Linked DNA regions of Homo sapiens: regions 1, 2, 3, 4, 5 and 7 are each linked to region 6. A link is a loop called in an ENCODE intact Hi-C map of the cell type or tissue named here. Cell type or tissue: heart left ventricle. All regions are shown on one strand. Region 1 holds the start of TRX-CAT1-7 (tRNA-iMet (anticodon CAT) 1-7). Region 2 holds the start of ZNF184 (zinc finger protein 184). Region 3 holds the start of H2BC17 (H2B clustered histone 17). Region 4 holds the start of TRV-AAC1-5 (tRNA-Val (anticodon AAC) 1-5). Region 5 holds the start of TRS-AGA2-4 (tRNA-Ser (anticodon AGA) 2-4). Region 6 has its middle 12 kb from the start of TRI-AAT5-2. Region 7 overlaps LOC100131289 (a long non-coding RNA gene).

Region 1 (4,000 bases), 710 kb before region 6:
AAATGGGGTATAATGGAATATTTAAATAAAGGATACAATGAAGTAATCAACTGTATCAGTTTCCTAGGGCTTTCATAACCAATTGCCATGTGCTTGACGGCTTAAAACAATAGAAAGTTATTATCTCACAGTTCTGGAAGCCAGAAGTCTGAAATCAAGGTACTAGCAAGGCCATGTTCTCTCTGGAGGGTGGTGGGTGGGTGGGCAGACGAGGTGTGGTGGTGGTGATGAACTTGTTTCTGCTTTTTTTGGTTTCTAGTGACTATGGGCATGCCCTGCTCGTCCCTGTCTTGTGGCCACATCACTCTCAGCTCTGGCTTCATTTTCATCTCTTTCTTTTCTGTGTGAGCCTCAGTCAAATCCCTCTTTACCTGTCTCTTACAGGGATTCATGATGGCATTTAGAATTCACTCAGATAATCTAGAATAAATCCCTCCTCCCAAGATTCTTAATCACATCTTTCTCCATATAAGGTAACATTTGCAGATTCCAGTGATTATCACGTAGACATATCTTTTGGGAAGGGCCATCATTCATGGTACTGCATCATCTGTATCACTTAGGGCTATATAGTCCATCATCTTCCAAAGAAAAGAGCATAAAATTTACTTTTGAAGGATCAGATTTTTTAAATTTTAGATTCTTAAGGAAATTAGCAGGAATCCAACTTTATTCCTACTTGTAGTATAATTACTATCTATCATGAGAATTTGTAAACTGTATACATTTTCCTGTTTAAAACAACAAACACATAGATTATATCATTTTTCAGTACATACACTGAGTTGACCACAGGGCAAAAATTGGTGAAAAAATAAAATCTTTTTTGCAGATATAAGAGATCGATATAGTTTTTTAAAAGGTGCATAAGTATTAGCACCATATGGATAGTGGAATTATTAGGAAGATAATACCGTCTGTCTCTCTGTGTATAATTTAAATATAGACACAAAATACACTGTCATATTTATCGTATTTTACTTTTCTAAATTATTTACATTGAGTAACAATCATATTCCCATAAATATGTCACAGGTTTTTTCTTTAAACATCATTTCCAGTACCAAAATGTGTCCCACATTATGCTCCAACAAAAAGACACGGATCATCAGACTGATAAAAAAGCAAGGCCCACTATATGCTGTCTATAAGAAAGGTGCTTTAAATATAAGGACATTCGCCGGGCATGGTGGCTCACGCCTGTAATCCCAGCACTTTGGGAGGCTGAGGTGGGTGGATCACTTGAGGTCTGGAGTTTGAGACCAGCCTGGCCAACATGGGGAAACTCCGTCTCTACTAAAAATATGAAAATTAGCAGGACACGGTAGCAGCACACCTGTAATCCCAGCTACTTGGAAGGCTGAGGCACTAGAATCGCTTGAACCCGGGAGGCGGAGGTTGCAGTGAGCCATGAAACGTGCTACTGCACTCCAGCCTGGGTGACAGAGGGAGACTCTGTTTCAAAAAATATATAAAATAAAATAAAATAAAATACATATGTGTGTGTGTATGTGTATATAAATGTATATATAATGACACACATAAGTAAATAGTAAAAGGTTGGAAAAGGTAGCCACAATAATATTAATCAAAAGAATTGGCTATATTATTATATATAGTCAGAGCAGGCGCCCGCGACCCGCGGGGCGGAGGTGCTGGCCCAGCCAGAGCAGTCCAACCTCGCCGCAGAGACCGTGCGGGAGCCGGGCCGCCCACACGTGGGCCAGCCTCCAGTGTTGCAGGAGACGCTTTGAAGTTACAGTGAAAGGGATTTTTTTCTTCCTGAAAAGAAGGGAAGAAGGCTCTATTAAGAGGCTCTATTCAATAAGAACGGAAAGCCACCTAAATATCTTTTTGAAAACACAGCCTATGGTATTAGTTGGATTCCTGAAAGACGACAAAGCCTTCCTAGAGACGACAAGGCTTCTTTTGTACGCGAGGCATTGGTGGTTCAGTGGTAGAATTCTCGCCTGCCACGCGGGAGGCCCGGGTTCGATTCCCGGCCAATGCAACGATGACGTTTTATTCTTGAAAACTACGTATTCTATTTCAGAAGGTGGATATTTTCCCTATGCCTTTTTTGCCTTACCCTTACATTTTGACTACATGATAAAGCAGGCAGGCCAGCGACATGCTGTTTTCTTACAGAAACATCGAGGGTTTTTTTTGCTTTCATAATGTTTGATACCAATACACGCTGAACTCATCCTCATGTTTGCAGCATAAATAGAACTAGTGGCCCTTGGTGGGGTGTGGAAATCAGATTTGTTTAACCATACCAAAAAACCAGAATCCCCACCAAGTTTTGAGGAAAACATCATAAAGAATTCACTGCAAATATCACTACCGTATAGAGCAGAGTGGCGCAGCGGAAGCGTGCTGGGCCCATAACCCAGAGGTCGATGGATCGAAACCATCCTCTGCTATTTTTTTTTTTTTCTTTTTCTAAAAAGATACTTACGACTTACTCTCACCAACCTTCCTTCCCTTGCCAGCTCACTCAAAGGAAAAGTGACAGCAAATGGAAGTATTCACATGCCTTTGAGGAGAAAATCAGGAAGCAGCTTTCAGTTAAGAAATTAGAGGTACCCCATCTTAAAGAGCAGGAATTGATACTAAGTCCATGAGCTGAAATATCTCCACCTCAGCATACTACCAGTTTGTAAACTATAATTTAGTTTAGAGTTCCAAGTTTACAGGTAGCTAATTTTTAGAGATTCAGTTAAAGAGAACTGGAAGTATTTATTTTATTTTTATTATTTTATATTATATTATATTTTATATTTTATTTGAGACGGGGCCTCACTCTGTCACTCAGGCTGGAGTGCAAGTGGTGCGATCATAGCTCACTGCAACTTCGAACTTGTGGGCTTAAGCAGCCTTCTGAGTAGCTGGAGCTACCGGTGCTCCCCACCTAGCCCAGCTGAATTTTTTTCTTTTTTTTTTTTTTGGAGAGATGTGGGGTGGGAGGAAGGTGTCTCACTTTTTTTGCCCAGTCTGGTCTCAAACTCCTGCGCTCAGATGATTATCCTGCCCTGGCCTCCCAAAGTATTGGGATTATAGGCGTGAACCCTCTCGCCAGACCGTGAAGTTATTTTGAATAACAACTCTTCCAAAAAATGTCTTGCTCCTAGTCTGTTTTCTTCCTTAGCACTTATTACTATGCAGCATATTGTGTCTTTATTGATTTAGTATTTTCTCTCTCATGGGAAGTAAATTTACAAGGACAGATTTTTGTGTTTTGGCATTGTGGTTGCCATCATACCTAGAACAAGTCCTGGCACATCTTAGATACTGGTGAGTTGGTAAATATTAGTTAATAGCCACAATTTCCAATTCACCAAACCGAAACATCAGTATTCCTCATTACTCACGATCTTATTTCACCTTTTAAAAAAGTATAGAACAGTTCAAAAGTGACCACATGGATTTGATCTATTATTTAACATCATGACATGTAAACTACAAGTCTCTTTTATATTTAGAGAAAAGAGGAAAACACTCATGAAATTTAAGTATTCTTCAACTCCATCCCCAGACCTGTTATCGACTTTCTCAGGTCAAGTCTATTATGACTTTGATGTTCATCTGTCCCATTTCATTTTCACTCTTGCTTATATATAGGCCCATGGCAATACAATTTTTTTTCTGAGACGGTCTTGCTCTGTCGCCCAGGCTGGAGTGCCATGGCACCATCTCAGCTCACTGCAACCTCCACTTCCTGGGTTCAAGCAATTCTCCTGCCTCAGCCTCCTAAGTAGATGGGATTACAGGTGAGCACCACCACTCCCAGCTAATTTTTTTTATTCTTAGTAAGGACGGGGTTTCACCATGTTGGCCAGGGTGGTCTCAAACTCCAACACTGTTCTCAATAAGAAACTTTCTAATCACACAGATAATCAGAGGCACATGTGATTTATCTAAAAGAAAAAAAAAAAGCCAAGAAAAATGGAACTCTACTTTCTATTTTCTCCTGGATCCTATTTAAGAAATGAATTTT
Region 2 (4,000 bases), 280 kb before region 6:
TGACAGGTGTATAGTGGCATCCCATTGTTTTAATTTGCATTTCACTGAGGACATATGTGGAGCATCTTTTCATATGCTTATTTTCCATCTGCATATCTTCTTTGGTGACATCTGTTAGGGTCTTTGGCCTATTTTTTTAATCGGTTTGTCTCCTTATTGTTGAGTTTTAAGAGTTCTTATATATTTTGGATATCAGTTCTTTATCAGATATGTACTTTGCAAGTATTTTCTCCCAGTCTGTGACTTGTCTTTTCATTCTCTTGAACATTTTTTTTTAAACCAATGTTCTCTTCATGGCAATATATGCATTCTCTAAGATGACCGAAGCTTTCTCTATCATGTTCCCTTGACTGTAATTGTTTTTCATACACTCTGTTAGGATTTCCAGGTTTAATGTTTGTCAGCCAACAGTCTGAGAGACTTGACCTTGGCCCCTTATCCAAATGCTGGGGATGCACGCCAGCATAATAAAATGCAAGTGCCATGTCTTAAATATAAAAACCTACCGATTTGTTGGATTCTTTTTTTCTGCCAAGGACACAGTGACAGACTGGCCATGGGCTACACTTGCAGCTATGTGCTCGCTGACACAGGCATATAAAATGCTTTACTAAGTGGCAAAACATGGGAATATTATCTCCGGGTTTCCTTAAGCATTAGAAAAACATGTTGGGGCCGGGCGCAGTGGCTCACGCCTGCAATCCCAGCACTTTGGGAGGCCGAGGCGGGCGGATCACTTGAGGTCAGGAGTTCGAGACCAGCCTGGCCAACATGGTGACCCCCTCGTCTCTACTAAAAATACAAAAATTAGCCGGGGATGGTGGTGCATGCCTGTAATCCCAGCTACTCGGGAGGCTGAGGCAGGAGAATCGCTTGAACCCGGGAGGTGGAGGTTGCAGCGAGCCGAGATCGCGCCATTGCACTCCAGCCTGAGCAACAGAGCTAGATTCCGTCTCAAAAAAAAAAAAAAAAAAAAAAAAGTTGGTCGCCACTCATTTGAGAGTCGTGAAAACAATTTTAATGGGTAACTACCAGTATTTTCAAAACGACAAAAGAGTAGAACAGAAAATAGAAGGTAGAACATGTAATAAAGGTAACGATTGTTTGCGTTTTAAAACTGTGTGTAGACGTGTATTTCTTTTTTTTCTTTTCTTTCTTTCTTTTTTTTTTTTTTGTTGTTTTGTTTTTTTGAGACGGAGTCTCGCTCTGCCGCCCAGGCTGGAGTGCAGTGGCGCGATCTCGGCTGACTGCAACCTCTTCCTCCCGGGTTCAAGCGATTCTTCTGCCTCTGCCTCCTGAGTAGCTACAGGCGCGCGCCACCACGCCCGGCTAATTTTTGTATTTTTAGTAGAGACGGGGTGTCACCATATTGGCCAGGCTGAGTCTCGAACTCCTGACCTAGTGATCCACCCACCTCGGCCTCCCAAAGTGCTCAGATTACAGACGTGAGCCACTGCGCTCGGTCAGTAGACGTGCATTTCTTATAATCAGTTCAGTCAGACAAGTTTACAATGCACACGCATACCTGAAACAGGAGCAAAAGACTGGCGGCGAAAATGTGCGGCCCATCGCAGGGCGAAAGTACACGTTAGCTAAAGCCTCTGGGAAATGAAGTTCAGGAACACCTTCGCGGAGTGTTCTGGGAACGCTGGTCCAGTGTGCCCGCCCGGCGCCGGCGTGCGGGGCGGGGCTCGCTCGTAACGACCGGAAGTGACCGTTGAAGCCGGTTGTAGGCGTGGAAAGAGGTTGGCGCGCTGGAAGTCCAGTTGCTTCGGCTCCCTGCGTTAGGTCTGGTGGCGGTCAATGCGCTTCCGGACCCGGGATCAGAGTGTGTGGATCGCTATAGGGGGAGGGGAGCTCAGGTATCACCATGGCAACAGCCAGCCCTCCGGACTCGTGACGTCACCCTTCTGATTTCGCGCTTAGAGGCCTCTGCAGGAGAAAGCTGGGGAGTCCTCGAAGGGGGCGCACCTCGCCTCCTTCTGTGCGGGGCGGTCCCGCCCTGATCCCTTGGAGGGCTTTGTTCTTTTGTTCTGGCCTAAGGGGAAGTCGGGTGCCGGGCCCCGCCCTGTTTGTCCACCTTCCAGCTTTAACGCTCTGCAACAGGTGTGTCTTCGTGTTATCCGAGCTCGCAGGGGTGTGAGTCACAAGTGTGCACAGAGGGAACACACCAGGTCTGTGGATGCCCCGGCCAGATTCTAGGGTGGGCACCAAGGGTTTTTTGGATCTGAAGCAGAACCCGCGTACCCGATCTCCACTCTGTTTTGTTCATCGGAGTGCCACACACCTCTCTAGTGCTCTCTTGGGGCACTTCTCTTGTGTAGCACCTCTTGGTCACTTTGCAAGACTCTGATGTGTGATTGTGTGACGTATGCTGCTGACGCCATCCTGTGTCTTTTAGGGTAGACAACCTCAGCGTGTTGCAGATTCCCTGCAAGGGGAGTTAGACATCTGAGTCCTAGACCGAGATACCAGCTGAAGGAACGCTGCCTGGCGAACCCTGGTGTTCAAGTTCCAGAGGAACGGGATGAGCTCCTGAGATGGAAGGTAGTGGGGTCGACTTGGGGGAGAGCGGGGTGATGGAGGCTTGAGAACAGTCATGACTGGAGTATCAAATACTTGAGATCAGAGCAGGAGATTTGGAAGGAAGGAACGGTATGCTTAGGGATTAGCAAAGAAACCGAATTACATTGTAGGGAGAGATTCTGTTTTATAGAGAGATACTTGGGAGAGGAGTTTATTTTTTTCTTTCGTTCCATTGGGGAATGAAAAGACATAATCATTCAGAATATCTGTGATCCCCACATGACTTCTGAATATTAAATATTAAAATTATAATCTTGAAGTCAGAAGACATCTTGGCAATTATCCCTTCAATGAAAGAGTCAGTTTTGAAATCTCCTTGGCAGACGGCTGTCTGTCAACCCTATGCCCGAACTAGTGTGGCATTAAACTCGCCATTTTGGGTGCAGACTATTCCCTTGTTGGCTTTCTTTTTTAGTTTCTTATATTAAACAGATGTACTTGTCCCTGTAACTTTTGTGTTGATCTTAGTTCTTAGTCCTCCAAAGAAAAGGAAACTGTCTGTTCTTTCTTTCACACTGCTGCCCTTAAGATATGTGAATTCAGCTGTTACAACTCCTCCTCATAAATTCTTTTCTAAGCAATATAGCCTCACTTCTTTTGATTGGTCTATGTGATGTATCTAGACCTTTCTCTGAAAACTCTCCTGCTTGTCAGCATTTTTCTTAAAATGCAGTGCCTAATGGTAAACATAGCTCTTTGGATGTGCTTTGAAAAGTACCTGAGAGGATAATGTACTACTTCCTTTGACTCGGATTATACTTCCGCTGTTTGGCATTAGATCACATTTGCTTTAAAAACTATCAGTGATGTACTGTAAACTTTAGATCTTTTTTACATAAACTGCAGTGATCTAGATTTACACCATTTTTGTGTAATGGAATTATTATTATCCTTAATGTCATGACTTACATTTATGACTGTTCAATTTTTTGGTCACATGTTTTAGGCTTTCAGAATGATTATGAATCCTAATTTAGTTATTCAGTGCCTTAACTGTCCTTTCTAACTTAATGCCACTAGCGGATTTGATGAATATTCCTTCTATTTCTTCCTACCTGTCATTGAACAGATCAGGGTAAGGATAGAGGCTTATGACATGTCCCTATGGAGTTCTCTCTGCATTGGTGTTGTCTTTACATTCTTTAGGTATGGCTGTGCAATCAAGTTTGGTTTGACCTAACTATTATCATGCAGTCCTTTTTTTGCCTTTGTTAAAGATAATATCATTAGAAGTCTTAACATTATTCATATTAGTCATGTGAATAATGTAGGTTTGGTCCATACTTTTCTTCAATTTTTTGTACTTCAAGTCTTTTTTACAGTGGATTTTTTTATATATATATTCTAAGTTTCTCAGAATTAAATCAGCCAAAGTAGTTTCATTAAAAGCCTTTGTATTTTCTTTATTTTGTGG
Region 3 (4,000 bases), 710 kb before region 6:
ATACCTTTCACCACTTTTACCTCATAGCTGTGAGAACTGAATTTTTTGTTTTTTCTTTTAGTTCACTGTATCTGTTTACTTAACTAGCAGAAAATAACTCTTCAATGCCTGATGTATGTGAGGCCTGATGCTTTATCCAGAGGGGCCAAGTGAGGAATGAATTATTTTCAGCTGAGAATTTAGAAAGTTGGGAAGGCCGGGGCATTTGATCTGGGCCCTGATGGCAGAAAGAGCAGCTTGGTGAAAAGCTTGTCATGGATACAGGAGTCTTTGTTAATGTCCAGAGATCTCAACTTCAAGGATGAAGGGCTTCATGAGATCTCTACTTTAGAGGTGAAGGACTTGATGAAGTCAACAGACATTTTTTTTTAATAGTCTGTACCATGATATATATATTTTATTAGCTCTCAGTATTGAAAATTTATAATATTTCACATTAAGCTGCATATACTCTTGAAAAATTGGAAGTCACACTGTCCTTGTGCTTGCATTGCTAGAAGGGAGAAATCAGTGAAATCAAATTGCACAGGTTTTGTCTTCAGTTCTCAAGTTACCACTGGTCCTGTTAGTTTCCATATTAGTTGGCATTTATCAATATGCTTGTGCTATGGTTGTTCTTACAGCAGAATTAAGAAAACAGTGAAATATATCTTGGTCAAGTATCTCTATCAAAACTGGAAAAATGAAATATGCCAGAAGTCTGGGTGTTTCAAGAAAAATAGCAAATAGCACCTCTCTTTATAGAGATAAGGCGTGCTTTTTAATATCCAGCTGTTTTTGCTCTAATGTGCTGGGCCTTTGTTAGCAACTGACTTTTAACTTCTGGTTTAAGGAATATCATAACTGTCACCTTATCTGCAAATTAAGCTAAATGTAGATATTTTATAAAGGAGAACTTGGAATAGAAAGTCGGGATGAAAGCATGGAAAATGGTCTTAAGTGCTGTTATGGACTTCATTGTGTTCCCCCAAAACAGACCAGGTGCAGTGGCTCGCGCCTGTAATCCCAGAACTTTGGGAGTCCAAGACCAGCCTGGACAACATGGTGAAACCCTGTCTGTACTAAAAACACAAAAATTAGCTGGGCGCTGTGGCAGGTGCCTGTCTGTAGTTCAGCTACTCAGGAGGTTGAGGAAGAAGAATCACTTGAACCCAGGAGGTGGAAGTTGCAGTGAGCCGAGATTGCGCCACTGCACTCCAGCCTGGGCGACAGAGTGAGACTCTGTCTCAAAAAACAAAACAAAAGAAAACAACTTCATGTCGAAGTCCCAGCCCTCAGTGTGGTTGGTATTTGAAGACAGGGCCTTTAAACAGATAATTAAGGTTAAATTGAGTTGTAAGTGTGGGGACTTAATCTAATAGAACTAGAAAGCACGATCGTATTATTATTTATTTTAGGGTATAAAGCATTTTGGCTTTTTTTATTTGTTTATTTCTTTTGGACAGCTCTGACCAGATCACAAAGCTCAACAGGACTTTCTCCTTTACCCACTCCTCGCTCTTCCTATTAACTCCCCCGCCCCCCTCCCGCTCCCTTTTAACCTCCGCACTAACAACTCTTGAAGAAACTTGAATCCTGCAATTAAAAGGAGTGAAAAATGGAAACCCTGCCCTAGCCCACTGACTCAGTAGAAAGTTAAGAAGAAAGCATTTTAACTGGGGCTGGAAAACACAACGCCTTGAACTTGTGCTTTTGCTTTTTTGCCACAAGATGGCAGGAGAAGGCCACACGTACTCTCTCACCCACTCGGAGGATAATCACCCCTCAGATGTTCTCTCAAGGACGCGGGATGGGCAGGGAGAAACGAATCTCGAAAAAGAGAGCGAAGAGGAATGAAAGGAGGGGGCAAATGTGATGCCAAGTTAAAGAACATGATGAAATCAGGGGACTGCTCTCCAAGTAACTTAGCTTGTCGATAAGCTCTGTCGCCAAGCCCGAGGCACCAAACTTTAATGACAAGGTACGGGGACTGGGGAAGAGAACATTTTAGGGAAGTGAACGGCAAATCCTACAATGTATTTTGAACGACCCACTAACCAATTGGCATAATTCGGGGCTGTTTGTCACCTGTGACAGAGACGAGACTATTCGTCCGAGATAGCCTTCCACCCATAGCTGCAAAGGAAGTGACGTCAGGAAAATAAAGGAAAAGTTAAGGGGTGATTTTAAAGCCTGGAGTGGAATTGTGGAGGGGCTTGCTATTTTGCTGCTAAAGATTTACAATAGAAGTAATTTATTGAAGAGGGGATAACGCAGTGGCAGAGGATGCAATGCTATGAGAATTCAGGCACTGTTGAGAAGAGGGGATCATGCCTTGAAAAGTCTCCACTCCCTTGTACTCGCACGCTCTTGGTTTACCTCCTATTTCTGTGATCTCTTCTGGGGTCCGCTTCTCTTTAAACGCGGGGTTCTCCAACTTCTATCTCAGGATTCCTAATCATGGACTTTAAAATCCCAGCCTGAACGCTGCCCCCGCCCCAGCTAATCCTGGCACACCTCCCTCCCCAAGGCCAACTGATTAACATTGCAAAAAAGCGGCTTTCCCAAGTTGCCAGGTTCTTTGTTCAACATTTTATCCTAAAGGAGCTTCCTTAGCCTTTAATGTTTCCCGTCCCGCTTTGACACCAATAATTTCAACCCACCCTAACATATCTGCAGCGATGCCAGACGAGATGCCTATTCTCTAAAGTGTATGGAAAATGGACACCGGTAAGTCAATGTCACCCAGGATCCGTACAACTGCAGTAAGAGGGACGGTTAATTCACAGCTTCCAGCTCTTGGCGCCAGAGTCCGATGCACTCCTGCAGATAACGGTCATTTCCATTCCGGGAGAACCTCTTCGAAAAACAACCCGGATGAGACTATCTGGCAAATTGCAGCCCTTGGCGGGCTTTTCAAATAGAGCGTTGACCAATCAAAGAAGGGGGACGTTACAGGCACTGAAAGAATAACCCGGCCGCGCGCGATGGCTCACGCCTGATATCCCAACATTTTGGGAGGCCGAGATGGGTGGATCACGAAGTCAGGAGTTCGAGACTAGCCTGGTCAAGACGGTAAAACTCCGTCTCTACTAAAAATGCAATAATTAGTCGGGCACGGTGGCGGGCGCCTGTAATCCCAGCTACTTAGGAGGCCGAAGCAGAATTGGTTGAACCCGGGAGACGGAGCTTACAGTGAGCCGAGATCGCGGCACTGCACTCTATCCTGGGCGACAGAGCCAAGACTCCATTTAAAAAAAAAAAAAAAAAACAACACAAAAGGAAAGAGTAACCGAAAACCGAAAGCAAACTTGTAATTATAGCTTAAAGCACAACTGCAAGCCTTTTTCCCCAAGGGTATCTAAGAACCCAAGCTAAATTTGTCTGATGGAGCGTCTATACTCACACGCAAAAAGCCTAGGGAGCTTAGCTTACCTTTTCCCGCCGTCTTCCCTCCTAATGGAGGCCGGCCGGAGTCCACCCAAAAGACTACAAGCAAAATGCACAGGCTCTTTCTCTGGAAGCGTGAGTGGCTCTGAAAAGAGCCTTTGGATTGCTGGCAGCTGCGAGAGCTCACTTGGAGCTGGTGTACTTGGTGACGGCCTTTGTGCCCTCGGACACGGCGTGCTTGGCCAGCTCCCCGGGCAGCAGCAGGCGCACGGCCGTCTGGATCTCCCTGGAGGTGATGGTCGAGCGCTTGTTGTAATGCGCCAGGCGGGAAGCCTCGCCAGCGATGCGCTCAAAGATGTCATTGACGAAGGAGTTCATGATGCCCATGGCCTTCGATGAGATGCCGGTGTCGGGGTGGACTTGCTTCAGCACCTTGTACACGTAGATAGAGTAACTCTCTTTGCGGCTGCGCTTGCGCTTCTTGCCGTCCTTTTTCTGGGCCTTGGTTACGGCTTTCTTGGAGCCCTTTTTGGGGGCAGGAGCAGATTTAGCCGGGTCGGGCATGGCGGAGGAGAGTGAAAGAGCACTCAAATAACAAGAATGAGGACAAGCTGGGTTATGCCCTATTTAT
Region 4 (4,000 bases), 560 kb before region 6:
CAAAGACTACGCTACAGTCAGGTGAAGTCATTAGCCAGTTATTTATTATTTTTGTTATGGGAAGCATAATGTTCTACTTTTTATAGAATTCCTTCGAATTGAGTTATCATTGAAGCTACTAGTTGGTTACAACTAAACATTAAAATGTTTATATCTTATAAACATTATATAACATTATATATAATGTTATATAAACATTATATAACATTAAAACATTTATATCTATAAATTTGAAAACTAATCAGTATTTTTTAAAGTATAAAACAATGGGAAGAACATCTAAATACTAGAAATAGGTTTAAAAATTAGTTCATAGATTCATAGATGCATAAATCTTAACAAATTACCTTTCCCAAATTAATTCTATGCCTCTTTGTATAAGTAACTACTGGGAAATATAGTTTATTATACAAAAAAGTACAAACCGATTATTTATCAAATGTTCCTCAACTTAAATTAGGACATCGAGTTTTTATATTATAAATAGTAAATGTGAAAGTGTGTAATTCACCATAATCAAAAAAAAATCGGAGGTGGGGGTGGAGGGAAAGGGGGAGAATTCAGGACTAGTCTTTTAGGTCAAAAAGAAGAAGCTTTGTAACCGTTGGTTTCCGTAGTGTAGTGGTTATCACGTTCGCCTAACACGCGAAAGGTCCCCGGTTCGAAACCGGGCGGAAACAAAGAGAGTCGCTTTTTTTTCTATCGCTAATTCTGTTTTTGAGTATTTTCATTTGAACCAATAGAATCTTTGCTTTTTGCCGAGCACGTGAACCCTCAACTTCTGTACTCCTTCCGTCACCCAGCGACGTGGCGCTGAATCCCGCGTCACACCTTTCTCTACCCCACGCCGAACCCTCACCCTCATCCTCCTTTTCTGATCTCCGTCTGAGTGACCCCGGTGGTGTCAATCCCAATAGGCACCGGAGTCCCAGAACTCCACCCGCCTGCACCTCGCAGGTGAGACAGGCTTTCTTGGAATCCAGAGAGCAGCACTTGCGGGTTTTTCGTGGAGGGGGTTTCCTCGGGGATTTCTAAGGAAGAGCGCTTCGCTTTGAGCCCTTCGGGGAATTGGATTTGCTCTTTTTTTGCTGAAGCACAGAGAGGAAACACTTTTTTTTTTTTTTTTTTTTGAGACAGAGTTTCGCTGTTGTTGCCAGGCTGGAGTGCAGTGGCACGATCTCGGCTCACTGCAACCCCCGCCTCCCGGGTTCAAGCGATTCTCCTCCCTCAGCCTCCCGAGTAGGTGGGATTACCACCACGCTCCGCTAATTTTTGTATTTTTAGTAGAGATGGGGTTTCGCCATGTTGGCCAGGCTTGTCTCGAACTCCTGACCTCAGGTAACCCACCCGCTTCGGCCTCCCACAGTGCTGGGATTACAGGCGTGAGCCTCCGCGCCCGGCCAAAACAAACTTTTTGACAGCTCTTAAACTTTCACCATGGATTGTGCACTTGGACAAGGATATAAAAGTGTGTTTGAATTCGAACCAGTCCAAAGAAAGTCAGCATTTTCTCTTCTGTCCGGTTATCTATTTATTACCTCTCAGCAGCAAAATCACTTTTCCTTGCTCCATAACAATGGAACGGAGCTGGGCCCTTTAAATATTTTCTGTCGCAGTTTAGCTCAATATTAAATTTTGTCAATAGAGGGCGATGGAGAGACATTGCTGGAGGAAATAATCTCTTGGCGTTACTGTGCACAGTGGCCTGGCTCCCACAGCCTGAGCAGTTTACCTAGTAGGAACCTCCTGCAGTGCATGGTGGCCAGCAGTACTTTGGGGGAACCTCCTTTAGAGCATCTCTGGTAACAGACTTCCCCATGAACATTTTTCTTTGGTACTCTAGATGGCACATGACCTGCACCTTCCGCTGGAGCACTTTTTTTCTACCCTCCCAACCTGGATGCAGGTCTGGATCTCAGCCCTGGTGGGGAAGAGAATACTTGCGTGCTCCATCTCAGCCCTCAGCCCTAGGGGTGTTAGCTGCTTCTTATATGGGCCAGCCTGGTCTGGAATCCCTGACCTGAGTTGATCCGCCCACCTCGGCCTCCCAAAGTGCTGGGATTACAGGCATGAGCCACCGCGCGAAGGTGACACATTTCTTTCACTAATATTTACTGAGTGCCTATTATAAACTAGTCTATGTGTTAGACAGTAGGGCTTCATTGGTGAACAAGAACAGACATTGTACCTGCCTTAATAGAACTTACATTCCATTGAGGGAGAAACACATTAATCAAGTTGCCTTACAAACTAATGTAGAACTTGCTACGAGGAGAGATACATTTTGCTATGAGTAATGCAGGTGTCACACACTTAAATGTTTAGGAAAGTCCCTAGAAAATTATTTATTGATTTGGAGTCCAGAGAATGCATTGGAGAAAGGAGAGTTTTCCAAGAATAGGAAATGGCATGTAAAAAGGCCCTGTGGTGGGAGATAACCTTATAAATAAGAGGAATTAATACACTAGGGCCAGTGTAGCTAGCGTACATAAAGCAAAAAAAGGTGTGATTTTAAGTAAGACTAGAGAAGTAGTTAAAGGTCTAGCATGCATGACATTTAAGGCCATTTTAATAATGGCCTCCTCTACCCTTTATCATCTCAGAATATACAGAATCTGAATTATGGTCTAATTTTATCTAAGGGACAGCCTATTACATTTACTTCCAAGAATCTGACAGAATTCATAAAATCAGAAGAATCATGTAAGTCCTTTTGGTCCACTAGGAACAAAAACTACGGTCCTACTGGAATTTCAAGTCTCTGTTGCCCCCTTGGTGTTTTGAGTTTTGTCCTTTTTAACTAAAGTTACAGATGTTAACTGAAGTAAACACTAGAGGTCACAATAATTAAAAGTAGAAAAAATTCCCTGAATTACCTGTCTAGGGAGGTCATAGTCCCCATATACTAGGTCATATACTAGGTCATAGTCCCCATATACTAGGGCTGAGATCCAGACCTGCATCCAGGTTGGGAGGGTAGAAAAAAAGTGCTCCAGCGGAAGGTGCAGGTCGTGTGCCATCTACAGTACCAAAGACAGGTAGTCCCCATATACTACCTGTCTAGGGAGGGAGGTCATAGTCCCCATATGTTAAAAATCAGAAGAAAATCAAATGGCCCTAATAGACCTATTAGGAACATTCCACCCAACAGCAGCAGAACATACATTCTTCTCAAGGGTACACGGAACATTTTCCAGGATAGATCACATTAGGTTACAAAGCATGTCTTTAAAAAATTAAGATCAAAATTACACCAAGTTTCTTTTTCTTCCTTTCTTTTTTTTTTTTTTTTTTTTTGGATACAAGGTCTCGCTCTGTCACCCAGGCTGGAGTGCAGTGGTACAATCTCAGCTCACTGCAACCTCCCAGGTTAAAACAATTCTCATGCTTCAGCCTCTCCAGTAGTTGGGATTACAGATGTGAACCACCACACCCGGCTAATTTTGTTTTTGTTTTGTTTTGTTTTGTTTTTTTTGGAGACAGAGTTTGACTCTTGTTGCCCAGGCTGGAGTGCAACGGCACAATCTCGGCTCACCGCAACCTCTGCCTCCCAGGTTCAAGCAATTCTCCTGCCTCAGCCTCCCAAATTGCTGGGATTACAAGTGCCCGCCACCACGCCCCGCTAATACTGTATTTTTAGTAGAGACAGGGTTTCTCTATGTTGGTCAGGCTAGTCTTGAACTCCCGACCTCAGGTGATCCGCCCGCCTCGGCCTCCCAAAGTGCTGGGATTACAGGCATGAGCCACCGTGCCCGGTTAAACAATCTAATTTTTATACCTCAAAGAAGTAGAAGAACAAATTAAGTCCAAAGTTAGCAGAAGGGACGAAATAATAAAGATTTTTTTTTTTTTTTTTTTTTGAGACAGAGTCATGCTCTGTCACCAGGCTGGAGTGCAGTGGCACGATCTCGGCTCACTGCAACCTCTGCCTCCAGGATTCAAGTAATTCTCCTGTCTCGGCCTCCCGAGTAGCTGGGACTACAGGTGCCCACCAGCACGC
Region 5 (4,000 bases), 310 kb before region 6:
GTTAATCCTGATTTGAGGAAGGCAATTCTCTTTTCCTCACCTACAAGCTCTGAGAATCGAAGTCAGACTCCATCGAGTTTTCTCTGTAGATAAGTCTAAGTTGCTTGTCTGGTGTGTGAAGATTTTGCCTATAGTGTATTAAGTGTTTTGTTAGCCCAAGTTTAGGGACTGTCATTCAACAGCAACAAGGCATTACCTGTTTTGCAGCAATAACAATGATTGTGATTGTAGCTTCAATATAAATTCGTTGGTTTGTAGACAGTACCACACACACTGTATCTTCTCGGCCTAAAAATTCGAGAGCCCAAGAATGGGAAAGGTTTATTAAACCACAGGAAGTGGATGTTAAAGCTAGCCTCTGGCTGCCAAGCCCTTATTATTTTTATTCTATTGATTTTGTTAAATGTCTTCATCTTACAGCTTAGAAAAATTCAAGGTGAAGTTCTCTGGCCCCAGTCTATTCTTCCTATCTTCTCCAGCACATTCAAAGACCAAGAACACTTATCTGGGCTTTACAGTAGATTCAGGAAACAGTGTAACTTCAGACACTCAGTACTTTGGTTCTCATACAGAATAAAGTTGGGAAGAAAAGGTCGAGGGAGAAGACGAAAAGATGTGGAAAAACAAGAAAACGGAAGAGAGGAGAAAGGCCAGGAGATTGAAGGAATGGAACAAAAGAGAAGCTAGCAGGGTGCCAAATATAGGAATGTTCTCACCCCTCTTGCCCACTTTTATTCTGAGTTTCCTCTGTCTTAGCAACCCCTAAATGCCCTTGCTCTTGCTCTGACAGGCAACTTTCCACTATCTCCACTCTTTGAAATCAGCCCCTGATGTCAAGGCACTTCTTAAAGTCCAATTCCTCCACAGAGGCATTTGTATTGTTTCCAGTTTGGCTATTATAACTAGTGCTGCCATGAATATTCTTGTACATGTATTTCAGTGAATATAAATAAATATTTTTGTTGGAGAGATATACTTATGGGTGGAATTACAGAGTCACAGTACATGTATACATTCAAGATTTAATATATAATGCTAAGTCATTCTCGCAAGTGATTGAGCCAATTTACACCCCCTGAGCAAGTATCACATTGTCCTGATTGCTATGGCTTTTTAAGTAACCCCCCCCCCATTTCAGGTAGCTCAATTTTTATTTTAAATCTGACATACATTCACTAACACATTGCCTGAAGCTTCAGATATTGTTGAAAGCAGCAGTGTTGACATTCCTCATGTGCTCCTGAAACTTGGGAATCTCCTCAAAAGTCTGTGGCCACTTTGTCATCTTCCCTCATACATTTGATCGACATCTTGTGGATTCTATAGTTTGGAGTTGCCCAGGTCAGCCATTGCAGCTGGGGCATACACGAGCCCCCAGCTGGGCCTTGTCGATATCTTCATTCCAAGATTTGATGTCTAGAAGGATGGAGGACTTGAACATTTACATGAGCTTTCTGACCATGCAAATAAGAGGCAGATGCTAGACAACTGTATTCTCGTTAACTTTTAATGAGTACATTTTGTGTCATTTAAACCTAGATTCTCCTATGGGCCTTAAAGTAACTGTGACTTTGAGGTTTCAGAATTGACTGGAATGTTTCTCTGATCAGAGCAGCGGTCTTAGGAGTGAGGAAAGTCGAGAGGGTCCATTGGCAGTTAAGGAGGAATGGCAGAGGGGTCCCACCGCAGCTCTGCTCTCAGAGCCAGGTAGGGGCCATCAGTGGGCAGAAGATGCAAAAAGCAACTTTTCTCCCCGTCGGGGAATCGAACCCCGGTCTCCCGCGTGACAGGCGGGGATACTCACCACTATACTAACGAGGAAGAACTCTGCGTCAGCGAGTTTTGACTACCTCTAATAAACTTAAGTATTCTTGCCCACTTTTTTAAGTCTGTAAGTTTGTATTCTACTAAATTGATTATACTTGGCGAATTTACACTTTAATCTGCCGCCTAAGCCAAAACGACGGGGTCTGTCAGGACAGCCTGGTCTTTCGATTGTGGTGGTGTCGAGATCTCTGACAGTGTTTCTAGTCATTTGCAACCAGCGAGACCGGGTGACCAAAGCAGTTGAACCATTGATTCCACAGAAACTGATAATTGACCAAAGACTTGGACCTCTGACTAGGACTAAATTTCCATGAAGAGGAAAGCACTATCAAGACTTGTAACAGGTATAGGCTTCAGGAGGGTTTGGAAGGCAGGGAAACGAGAGGCGTCCCCAAGAACCGTACAAAGGTACCGCTAACGGGAAAATGACTAGGTATCTGCTAATTAAGGTACCCATAATCTTATGAAAATAGTAGGTATTCAGTAACTTCCACCCTCCATTGTTGTGGGGTTTCAGGATCGGGGAAGTACCAAACAAATTCAGTTCGCAACACGTGAGTTGGCTTAAATTTCTTTCTTCTAAATTTTCTGTTGTTAATTATCTAAAACCTCGAACTCGTAGTCGGCAGGATTCGAACCTGCGCGGGGAGACCCCAATGGATTTCTAGTCCATCGCCTTAACCACTCGGCCACGACTACACAGAATCACAACGTTTTTTTTCACGGTATAGACATGAGAAAATGCAAATCAGGATAATTACTATCTAGGTACAAGAAAATGGGCTTTGTGAGTTGAACGCAAACTTTCAGGTACAACGAGAGTTTGGTTAAAAAAAAAAAAGCAAAAAAAGCCAACCTCCTGTGCCACCTGGACAAGAGCACTGGAATGAGAGTACTCCCGCGTGAGGATGAGCATCATCAGCGTTCCAAACAAAGAATACAAACTTCACGTTAGTAAACAGTGAGCGAGCTCCCGTCGGCGCCCGGAAGTAGGCTGTGGTCTGAGCTCTGGCAGTGGAGTCTCTGCAACTGGAACTAAACTTTGCTAATTAACAAGTGGACTGAGACCCTAACTTACGGCCCCCACTTATCTATTGCCTTTGAACAGCCTGTCTTCCGATAGCCCTGGACACTTTGGAAGATTGCATAACTTGTGGGAAATCAGCACTTTGATCAAAGTGGAAAATGGGCAGAAACAGCTGGTGATTTACATGATTTACATAGTTACGATGCAAGGATGTCCACTGTGGCATTGTTTGTATATAGCATGTAAATATGCTAACTAGTAAGGGAATGGTGTGATGCATTCCTATCACAGGGTACTATGCAGCTGTTAAAGAATTAGATTCTTATCGTTTTACTTGGAAATGTGTGTAAACTTTAATCCACAAAATAGCGAACATAAATAGTTCTATTTATATCGAATGAACCCCCAAATTAAAGTCCATTAAAAACATCCGAAGGGACGCTCACCAATCTAACAAAAGAGCAAAATGGAATGTAAGTGAGAGATTAAAATATCAATTTCGATTACTTTTGTATTCTTTACATTTGTCATAAAAACAATCTGCATTATTTATATAATTGGAAAATTAAAAATGGAAAAACAGACTGCATTAATTATATAATTGGAAAATTAAAAATGGAAAAACAGGCTAAAATATGCCATTGCATACTTACGCATTTAAAAACTGGTTGTGTAAAAACAAAAAAGTTAATACTAATTTATCTGAGGTGTTGAATCATAGCTCCTCATCGTTTTCTTCTTTTAGCTCTTCTCTCTTTCAAATTTTCAAGCAAAGTATATGTATTTATTTGTATTTTTACTTGAAGTGTTCCCACTCTTCCTTAAGACTACAAGATGATTGTAATACCTTGTTATCTGTTTGAAGAAATAAGGAGTGGTATGGCATTGATATTGAACCAGTAAAAATAATGCTACTATCTAACTATTCTAAATTTCACATTTTAGAAAATGCCTTCACATTCAGGATCTCATGTAACTCTCAGAACAGTTCCATGAGGTGCTGCCACCCACTTTTACAATAAGAAAAATGTCCGGATAAGAGAACTTTGTACATTCACAGGGCTACTGAGTATTGAAATCAAAGCATCTTACTCTGTATCAATTACTCTTTCCTTATAGAGATGGAAAATGACACCTTTAAGAAAA
Region 6 (4,000 bases):
CGCCCAGTCTGGAGTGCAGTGGCACGATCTCGGCTCACTGCAACCTCTGCCTCCTGGGTTCACGCCATTCTCCTGGCTCAGCCTCCCAAGTAGATGGGACTACAGGCGCCTGCCACCATGCCTGGCTAATTTTTTGTATTTTTGGTAGAGACGGGGGTTTCACCATGTTAGCCAGGATGATCTCGATCTTCTGACCTCATGATCTGCCCGCCTTGGGCTCCCAAAGTGCTGGTATTACAGGCATGAGCCGCCGCGCCCAGCCGATTTTTTTTCCCTTTTTCCACTTTTTTTTTTTTTTTTTGAGATGGAGTCTTGCTGTGTCGTCCAGGCTGGAGCGCAGTGGCGCGATCTTGGCTCACTGCAAGCTCTGCCTCCCGGGTTCACGCCATTCCCCTGCCTCAGCCTCCTGAGTAGCTGGGACTACAGGCGCCCGCCACCGCGCCCGGCTAATTTTTTGTACTTTTAGTAGAGACGGGGTTTCACCGTGGTCTCGATCTCCTGACCTCGTGATCCACCCACCTCGGCCTCCCAAAGTGCTGGGATTACAGGCGTGAGCCACCGCTCCCGGCCTCTACTTCGTTTTTTTCACAGTCTTTTTTTTTTTTTTTTGCATCTTGTTTTGATTTTTGTCTCTTTTAGTCTTTTTTCTTTACTTTTTTCTTTTATTTTTTTAATGTGTAATAATTAGATGAATGTTGGTAACAATGGATATATGTACATATCTTAGTTTCCAAAATTTAGGGATGTGTTTAACATCTGTTTGCCACAATGGATTAGGTTCTAATCCTCTAGGGTTAACACCTGTTGAAGGAGGGGACGTGCTTGTGAGCTGGTAATCTGGGCATTGTAGGATAATTTGCTTAGCCAGCCTCTGTGTAAGTTGAAATTATTTAGATAAGTTTTTCAATTTTGGTGGGAAAATTGATGTGATTGGGTGACTTGGTCAAGCAGTGATGTCATAACCTGAAGGTCTGCTTGATTATTGCCGTAAGCCAATGGGCCAGGCAGAGAGCTGTGAGCTCGAATGTGTGTAATAAAAATAGGATGTGTATCTTGGTTTAGCAATTGCTGAAGTTGAAGAAAAAGAACACACAGACTGGGCTCCAGAGCGAACTTAAGGCTGTAAAAGTTCTTTAATAATTAAACAGAATAACCTTAGCTTTTTGAATGTTAGTAAATTCAGATCGAGTGATTGGATTATGTGGTCTCCACCAGACTGTCGCTTTTTTTAATGTTTACTAGACCCACCAGTAAAAACAGTCACAGCTCCTTCCAAAGGAGCATCACAAGGAATTTTTGGAAGAACCCATGTAGTTAATTTTAAAAACTGGAAAATTTTATTTTTAGGATAATGATTATCAATACATTCAACAAATTCTGTTAAATTAACTTGCCATGTAACTGAGTTAATAAATGCCTGTTTTACCTGATTTTTATTTATTGGAATTATAATCTTATTGGGCTCAGTGCCACAAAGTTTAACAATTCGTGACGAGCCTGTCCAATTAGAATTGCCATCTGATCTAAATATACTGTGAGTGTTTTTATGGTATTATGTGGCAAAAAAAGACCATTTAACTAAATCATTATTTTGAACAGTAACCCCCATTGGGGAATGTGAAGTAGGGAACACAATGAATTGTAAAGGCGAGTCTGAGTCAATCTTACTGACCTGGGCTTGTTGAATTTTTGTCTTCAATTACTTTTAACTCTTTTATGGCCTCGGTGTTAGTTCTCTGTTACTTTGTAAGTTGGAATTTCCCCTCAATATTGAGAAGAGATTAGACATAGCATAAGTAGGAATTCCTAAGGTGGGCCGAATCCAATTAATATCTCCTAACAATTTTTGAAAATCATTTAAGGTTTTTAAATAATCTTTTTAAATTTGAACCTTTTGAGGCTTAATGGCTGTATCCTGTACTTGCATCCCCAAATACTGAAAAGGAGTGGTTGTTTGAATTTTGTCAGGTGCTATACGCAATTCAGCGTTTGTAATTGCCTTTTGTAAAGATGAATAACATTGAATAGGTTGATCTCTATTTTTTGCTGCACACATCTGGAAATTGATCTCTAACAGGCTGGATAGTTCTGCCTACAAAAGTTTGACAGATTGTGGGACTGTTTAACATACCCCGGAGTAAAACCTTCTAATGATATCTGGCTGCAGGTTCTTTGTTTTTAATGGCAGGGACAGTAAAGGCAAATTTTTCGAAATCTGCCTCTGCTAAAAGAATTGTAAAACAAGGCAGTCTTTTAAATCTATAATAATGAGCAGCCAGTCTTTAAGGAGCATAGTGGGGGATGGGAGCCCAGGTTGTAAGGCTCCCATCGGTTGAATTACAGCGTTGGCCACTCGCAAGTCGGTCAGCATGTGCCATCTACCGGACTTTTTCTTAATTACAACTATTGGGGAATTCTAAGGAGAGAAAGTGGGTGAAATATATCCTTTTTCTAGTAGTTCTTTAACTATTTCATAAAGCGCCCCCAATTTTTCCTTAGGCCACTGTTCGACCCAGACAGGGCGCTGGGTCATCCATTTTAAGGGAAATTGCTCCTTCACTGTAATGAACTGCAGGGCGAACCTGAATTACCCCCTCTCCATAATGAACTGCGGGTCGGGCAATAATGAGCGCGGCCAGCCGAGTCTCGGCAGCGGAGTCTCAGGCTCCCTCCGCCTGCACTCACTCGGCTGAGGAGGAGGTGGCCATTCCGGACATTCCTCTTGAGGAACCCTGAGCTGAATGAGTTTCTGAATAGGTTTAGGAAGACTGGGGGGATTGGCATAAATTACTTCCGGACTCTCCTTTTGGCTAGTACTCGGTAGAGGCGTTTCAGAGTCCTGATTATCAAACTCCTCCTTCTCCTCCTCTGACTCAGCCTCATCATTTGTCTGAAATGGCTCCAGTGCGGCACGCACCAATGACCAAACTGACCAAACAGGCAAACGAATTTCCTTTCCTTCTCTACGTGCTTTTTAAAGGTCCTTTCCAACTCTTTCCCAATCTCTTAATTTCAAAGTTCCCTGTTCAGGGAACCAAGGGCAAAATTGTTCTACAGCATGAAATTAATTCATACGATTTTTTGTACCAACTTTTACGCCATCACGCTTCAACAGCCGCCCTAGCAAGCTCAAATACGTGGTGTACTTACTTTCAGTTTTCCCCATTGTGTCCCTGGCTTTCTCCAAGTGCCCTGCTTACCTGCAGAGCTTAAAAACTTTTTCGTCCTCGGGAGTCCTTCGTCCATCAGCCCTCCGTTTCACACGCTCGAGCATTCCTTCATCAGATTCTTTCGAGCCCCACGTTGGGCACCAGAATGTTGGGGACCAGCCTCAATACCACCCTTAGGGTACCTAAAGTCCGGTGGCGACAAAGGAATGAGAAGAGACAGGTTAAGAGTGTATAAAGAGTGGGGGCCAGGGGGCCAATTGCAAAATGGAGGCTGCAAAAGGCGCCCAGCTCTGGTCTCCACACTATTTATTGAGTACAATCACTTAGATCCAAAAAGCAGACATTTAGGGCGAAATGGTGAAAGGGAGGCAGCGTGTTACAGGCGTAATCTATAGCAATAGCGGTTTAAATGAATCTCCTTTGTGCCCAAACAGCGTATCTTTAACTTATTGGAGAGTAGCTAGTGGGAGCGGGCTTAACTAGGAGCCTGCACGTCTGTCTACATTCCAACGCTTCAAAGGAGTGTCTTTCTTCTTGAACACAGTGTTTATAGATAAGAGAGCAGGTTGCACTCAGAGCATGGGAACATAATGGCGATAAGAAGGCTTTCCTCTTCAGAGGCCTCTTGTGGCTTTCCACAACTTACTCTCCCATATTTTTATTGCCAGTTTATGGCCCCATAAGCCTTTTTCCCAATGTATCTTCAAGAGAATGTCCAGCAACCCAAACAGCTGACACCCTGTTGGGTCAGCAGAGCTCAATCTCTCAGGGTTTGGAAAGCTGCAGGAGGGGCAGTAAAGCACAAAGAGAAGAGAAGGTACCACCGAGAA
Region 7 (4,000 bases), 580 kb before region 6:
ACTACAGTGGCTTGGGCCTCAGTGTCTAGCAGTTCCATGTAAATTAAAATCTGCCTCCATGTCCACTCTAACAGGTACATAATGCCTCCAGTCTCAGGGCAGGGTCAGAGGGCCAGGCTGAGGCCAGTGGAGACCTTGGTTCCACACCTGTTTCAGTTTAAAAAGGTGTGGGTACAGAGAACTTGTGTTAGGGCCAGGGAAGATGACTCTCCCAGAGAGGCTAAAGGGGGTGCCAATGTTTCCACTTGTCTATAGACTTCCCTTTCCCAGTACTCCTCCTGCATGGTTGGCACCTGTTGATTCTGTGAACTGCAAGGGCCTCCCTCTGATTGGTTCTGATAGCATGTATCAGATGGGGGGAGGCCATCAATCTCTTATTTAGGAACCCCCTGCTGCGTCAGTCAGATCCACAGTCTGTGGAGTGGGGGCACTTGGAGGCTGCCCCACTACCAGCCCTTGGATTGCCCCCTCCCAAGTTAGCCTTTTGTATTTAATTGTCAGATTAAATTTGTCAAATTTGACCCCCATTCTGCTGCCAGGCTAGCAGAGTACGATACAGCTTTTCGATGGCCTTGCCAAAGGCTATTCCAAGGGGAAGAAATAAAATCAATTGATTATGCCAGGGCCAAGGGCCCTGCTCTATGAAGTCATCAATATTGCATCTAAACAGTATTGTATCATCCAATTCCCCCTTCTGGAGGTTGGATAGCCATGAGCCCGGGGCCACCCTGCACAAGGCTGTGCCAGCCTCATGTCCTGACTGCCAAGGGCACAATGGAAGCTTAGGCAAACCACCCTGGATGGGAAAAGAGCCTAGAATGCTAGACACCAACCAAATAAGTAAAGATTCCAGCTTGTGGGCGTGGTGATCTACACCTGTAGCTTGTTGGATCACCCTGAACATCTGCTGCAACACTGGGTTGTGAGCCAATCTACCCAGGCTGTGCCATTCTTTTCATGACAGCAGAATGTTCTGTCACTCCTCATCAACTACCTGAGATAGCCAAGAAAACATGTCTTCTCTTGGTTTTTGCCCATAGCTGTCCTTGAGATCACTAATTTGTCTTTCTGTGAAGGAGAGCATTTTGATGGTTTCTTGCTGAGCTACCCCAACATTCTTGCACTGCTGGGTAAAGACGGGCTGCATCATGCACATTTATTCCTTCTTAAGTGCCTCAGAGACTTTTCTTATAACCTCTTGGGTGTCTTAGCGTCTGAGTGTCCATTTCCCAAGATCTCCATCCTGGGGAATGAGCAATCACATATGTGTCCCAAAGCTAGGGGACAGAGTTTCACACTCCTCTGTTTCCACATTCCTTTCTCTCTGCCTCAATCCATGCAGCCAGCTCATTCACATCTGTGGGGAGGTGACATATGTCCCACTTATCATTCCTCCTTCCCCATAAAACATCCTGCAGCATGTCTGGCTCCTGCACCCCCAGACTGACCTCTCTTCCCTGGACTGGGTACTGAAGGACATTGCCCCTCCCTCTTAGCCCATAAGTCATGGTTCTGTCAGACCAGACTGTGCTGCTATACCAATTTTATGAAGCAGGATCACTAATTACCAATCCCAAAGGAGAACTCTCACTGAGGGAAGAATAGCAAAAATCATTACTATGCTAACCACCAGGAATCAGAACATTTCCACCCACAGCATCCTGGGCTGCAGTTTTACTATTTGCCTCAGTCAGATGAGACAGAATACATTCACATGCCACAAGTTATATGAATCAGGTTTATTGTTCACAGATAGGCAGTAAGAGACAACAGAAGCCTAAGATGCACAGCAAGCCAGTCCCCCAAGGTTCAAGAAAACTGTCAGGGTGGATGGAGTCTCCACTGCATGGTCCTCATTTGTACCACAGCTAAGGGACCCTGAAAGGTAACCCACCCTGGGTTATATACCTCAGGGGCAACAGGATATGCTGGGCAAAGCTTTGAAGGACATCTTTTTAGGGAAGGCAATCCAGGGCCCTATCTCAGCTTCTGTCCCCTTGGTCTCCAATGCCAGGAGTGAGGACGCAGAAGGGACTCCATGGGGAAGGAGAGATTGGGGAGGCAATTTCTCCTCTCCCCACCCTCTTTCTCACCCCTTGTACATTAAACTGCTCTTTGCCCCCATGCTGGGGGGCACTTGGAGGCATTCTCCGGGAAAGAGTTTTTAGCTTGAACTTTAAAGACCTGAGTGGATCAGAAAGAAGGACCCTGTACTTCTGTCCTTAATCAGATGAGGGCCAGGCAAGTGAGAACCTTATATTCAGGCATGGCCTGGAGGACCGAACCCACGGAATGATAATGGCGCAAAGTACCACGAAATAGCGTAGGAAAAGTCTCTCTGACTGCACCCTGGGGTTTCATTTCTGCAAACAGATGACTGGGCCCCTGTTCATCCCCAACCTCACTGGGAGATTAGGCCTAAGAGGAGGGTATAACACCACTTGCACATGTCCTTGTTGACAGCTCTCACATACTGGAGCAGCTGCGAGTCAATGGGTGTCTGATTTCTGAATATGATTTATCCAAATTCACTCACATTTCAGATGTGGATTTATTTTCCAAGGGAATGTTGAGATTGCCACCATTAAAGGAAACTCAGTTACTTGCCTAAAGTGACAAAGACCTTCTTGACCCAACTCTAGTCAGCCTCCTTTATAAGTACTGAAAGCCCAGACCTTGGGTTTTTTCTTTGGTTCACTTATTCTAGTTTTAGCAAGAATCCTGCTAAGTTTAATGAAAATTCTCCACCCTTGGTCTGATCACCCTCGATATTTTACCAAATTCCTTATGTCTCACCTTGATATCTTATTACCCTGGCCTCCTGGTCTGTCTTTTGTGTGTGTGTGTGTGTGTGTGTGTGTGTGTGTGTGTGCGCGCGCGCGCGCGTGCGTGTTGTTGATTGTTTGTTTGGTTTTGAGACGGAGTTTTGCTCTTGTTGCCCAGGCTGGAGTGCAATGGAGCAATCTCAGCTCACCGCAACCTCTGCCTCCCAGGTTCAAGCGACTCTCCTGCCTCAGCCTCTCGAGGAGCTGGGATTACAGGCATGCGCCACCACGCCTGGCTAATTTTGTATTTTTAGTAGAGACGCGGGTTCTCCATGTTGGTCAGGCTGGTTTCGAACTCACGACCTCAAGTGATCCACCCACCTCGGCCTCCCAAAGTGCTGGGATTACAGGCGTGAGCCACCGAGCCCGGCCTTCCTGGCCTGTCTTTAGCAAAAAAAAAAAAAAAAAAAAAAAAAAAAAAAAAAAAAAAAAAAAAAATTATATATATACTGTTACATCAGTTTAGCAAAGAACTACCCTACTTCTTAGTAATTTTTCAGCCATTAACCCCCGCGCTGATCCTTTGCTGTAAAGCTCCACTTGTTCTTTTGTATTTGGAGTTGAGCCCAATCTCCCCTACTGCAAAACTCCATTATAGTAGTCCCCTTGAATAAAATCTGCCTTACCATGTTTAGCTAGTGTCATGAATAATTTTTTCTTTAACTAAAAAACACAACAGAACAGCACAAATCAATACTAATAAATGAAAAAACACTAAAGAAAAAAGGTATAATCTAATTGGCTTACAGTAATGGATAGTTGAAATAATATGAATTGATGGCATATAACCAATTAGTAATAAAAAGTAAATTAATTTTATTTCAGATATGCTCTAAATTCCAAAAAAAGCATAGGAGAAGGAAGAGACTTCTTATCTGGATACAAATATTTTAATGTAACCAAATAACTAAATTTTATAAAACAAGTATGAAATTTAACCTAATTTATGAGTAAAAACATATGCCAAAAAGAGTAAACTGGGATGCATCAATCTCCTGAGAATTTGAGACACAAATAGTTTTAAACACATATGAAAATGGGTACTTCTAATAACAAATAAGTAATAAAGGAATGTGACTTTTAGAAATAAGTCCATTTAAATACCATCTGTGAACAATAAATTCTTCAAACTCTTTCAGAGCTGCCGGTGGCTGGAGCCCTGTCCTCCGAATGGA

The links. A loop is a pair of places that touch in the nucleus more often than their neighbours do. Peaks named below come from ENCODE experiments on the same cell type or tissue, not always from the same donor. Only the 100,000 strongest peaks of a DNase experiment are listed, where the experiment ranks them.
Region 1: it touches region 6 in a loop (4-fold over the local background); 76 of 110 quality-filtered maps call a loop at or near these places.
Region 2: it touches region 6 in a loop (2.5-fold over the local background); 62 of 110 quality-filtered maps call a loop at or near these places.
Region 3: it touches region 6 in a loop (6-fold over the local background); 52 of 110 quality-filtered maps call a loop at or near these places.
Region 4: it touches region 6 in a loop (11-fold over the local background); 57 of 110 quality-filtered maps call a loop at or near these places.
Region 5: it touches region 6 in a loop (2.2-fold over the local background); 43 of 110 quality-filtered maps call a loop at or near these places.
Region 7: it touches region 6 in a loop (2.4-fold over the local background); 37 of 110 quality-filtered maps call a loop at or near these places.

What each region holds. Positions count from the first base shown.
Region 1 is chr6:27,900,919-27,904,918 of GRCh38, reverse strand. It overlaps TRX-CAT1-7 (tRNA-iMet (anticodon CAT) 1-7), which reads left to right and starts at 2,355; the gene lies at 2,355-2,426. TRG-GCC2-3 (tRNA-Gly (anticodon GCC) 2-3) reads left to right here and starts at 1,941; the gene lies at 1,941-2,011. RefSeq lists cis regulatory regions at 1,517-2,589, 2,815-3,073. In heart left ventricle, no CTCF peak of the experiment used is centred here; DNase peaks (open chromatin) are centred at 1,668, 1,978 and 2,367; H3K4me3 peaks cover 1,345 bases; H3K27ac peaks cover 336 bases.
Region 2 is chr6:27,470,835-27,474,834 of GRCh38, reverse strand. ZNF184 (zinc finger protein 184) reads left to right here and starts at 1,730. Exons shown (of 6, transcript NM_001318891.2): 1 at 1,730-2,106; 2 at 2,402-2,547. The coding sequence starts at 2,541. It overlaps LOC105375001 (a long non-coding RNA gene), which reads right to left and starts at 1,711. Exons shown (of 2, transcript XR_926664.4): 1 at 1,526-1,711. RefSeq lists enhancers at 1,719-1,878, 1,939-2,038, 2,059-2,148, 2,479-2,608. In heart left ventricle, no CTCF peak of the experiment used is centred here; DNase peaks (open chromatin) are centred at 1,694 and 2,453; H3K4me3 peaks cover 2,894 bases; H3K27ac peaks cover 1,364 bases.
Region 3 is chr6:27,893,396-27,897,395 of GRCh38, reverse strand. It overlaps H2BC17 (H2B clustered histone 17), which reads right to left and starts at 3,971. Exons shown (of 1, transcript NM_003527.4): 1 at 3,505-3,971. The coding sequence starts at 3,933. The coding sequence ends at 3,553. RefSeq lists a cis regulatory region at 1,588-1,872 and enhancers at 2,276-2,325, 3,208-3,347, 3,738-3,977, 3,998-4,000. In heart left ventricle, a CTCF peak has its summit at 1,714 (motif pointing right); DNase peaks (open chromatin) are centred at 2,915 and 3,765; H3K4me3 peaks cover 2,360 bases; H3K27ac peaks cover 1,044 bases; H3K27me3 peaks cover 53 bases.
Region 4 is chr6:27,750,080-27,754,079 of GRCh38, reverse strand. TRV-AAC1-5 (tRNA-Val (anticodon AAC) 1-5) reads left to right here and starts at 608; the gene lies at 608-680. RefSeq lists a silencer at 505-644 and enhancers at 1,095-1,184, 1,355-1,414. In heart left ventricle, a CTCF peak has its summit at 1,646 (motif pointing right); DNase peaks (open chromatin) are centred at 659 and 1,708; H3K4me3 peaks cover 1,665 bases; H3K27ac peaks cover 579 bases; H3K27me3 peaks cover 242 bases.
Region 5 is chr6:27,501,565-27,505,564 of GRCh38, reverse strand. It overlaps TRS-AGA2-4 (tRNA-Ser (anticodon AGA) 2-4), which reads right to left and starts at 2,526; the gene lies at 2,445-2,526. TRD-GTC2-7 (tRNA-Asp (anticodon GTC) 2-7) reads right to left here and starts at 1,821; the gene lies at 1,750-1,821. RefSeq lists a silencer at 1,686-1,805 and enhancers at 2,606-2,655, 2,836-3,115. In heart left ventricle, no CTCF peak of the experiment used is centred here; DNase peaks (open chromatin) are centred at 1,764 and 2,470; H3K4me3 peaks cover 1,573 bases.
Region 6 is chr6:27,187,387-27,191,386 of GRCh38, reverse strand. No RefSeq gene overlaps it. Among named protein-coding and RNA genes, the nearest start is that of TRI-AAT5-2, 12 kb to the right of the region's middle. RefSeq lists an enhancer at 2,385-2,950 and a cis regulatory region at 2,159-3,045. In heart left ventricle, a CTCF peak has its summit at 2,383 (motif pointing left); DNase peaks (open chromatin) are centred at 2,632 and 2,899; H3K4me3 peaks cover 1,436 bases; H3K27ac peaks cover 886 bases.
Region 7 is chr6:27,762,887-27,766,886 of GRCh38, reverse strand. LOC100131289 (a long non-coding RNA gene) reads right to left here. Exons shown (of 3, transcript NR_038929.1): 3 at 3,700-4,000. Among named protein-coding and RNA genes, the nearest start is that of TRV-AAC1-5, 11 kb to the right of the region's middle. In heart left ventricle, no CTCF peak of the experiment used is centred here; no DNase peak of the experiment used is centred here; H3K27me3 peaks cover 3,105 bases.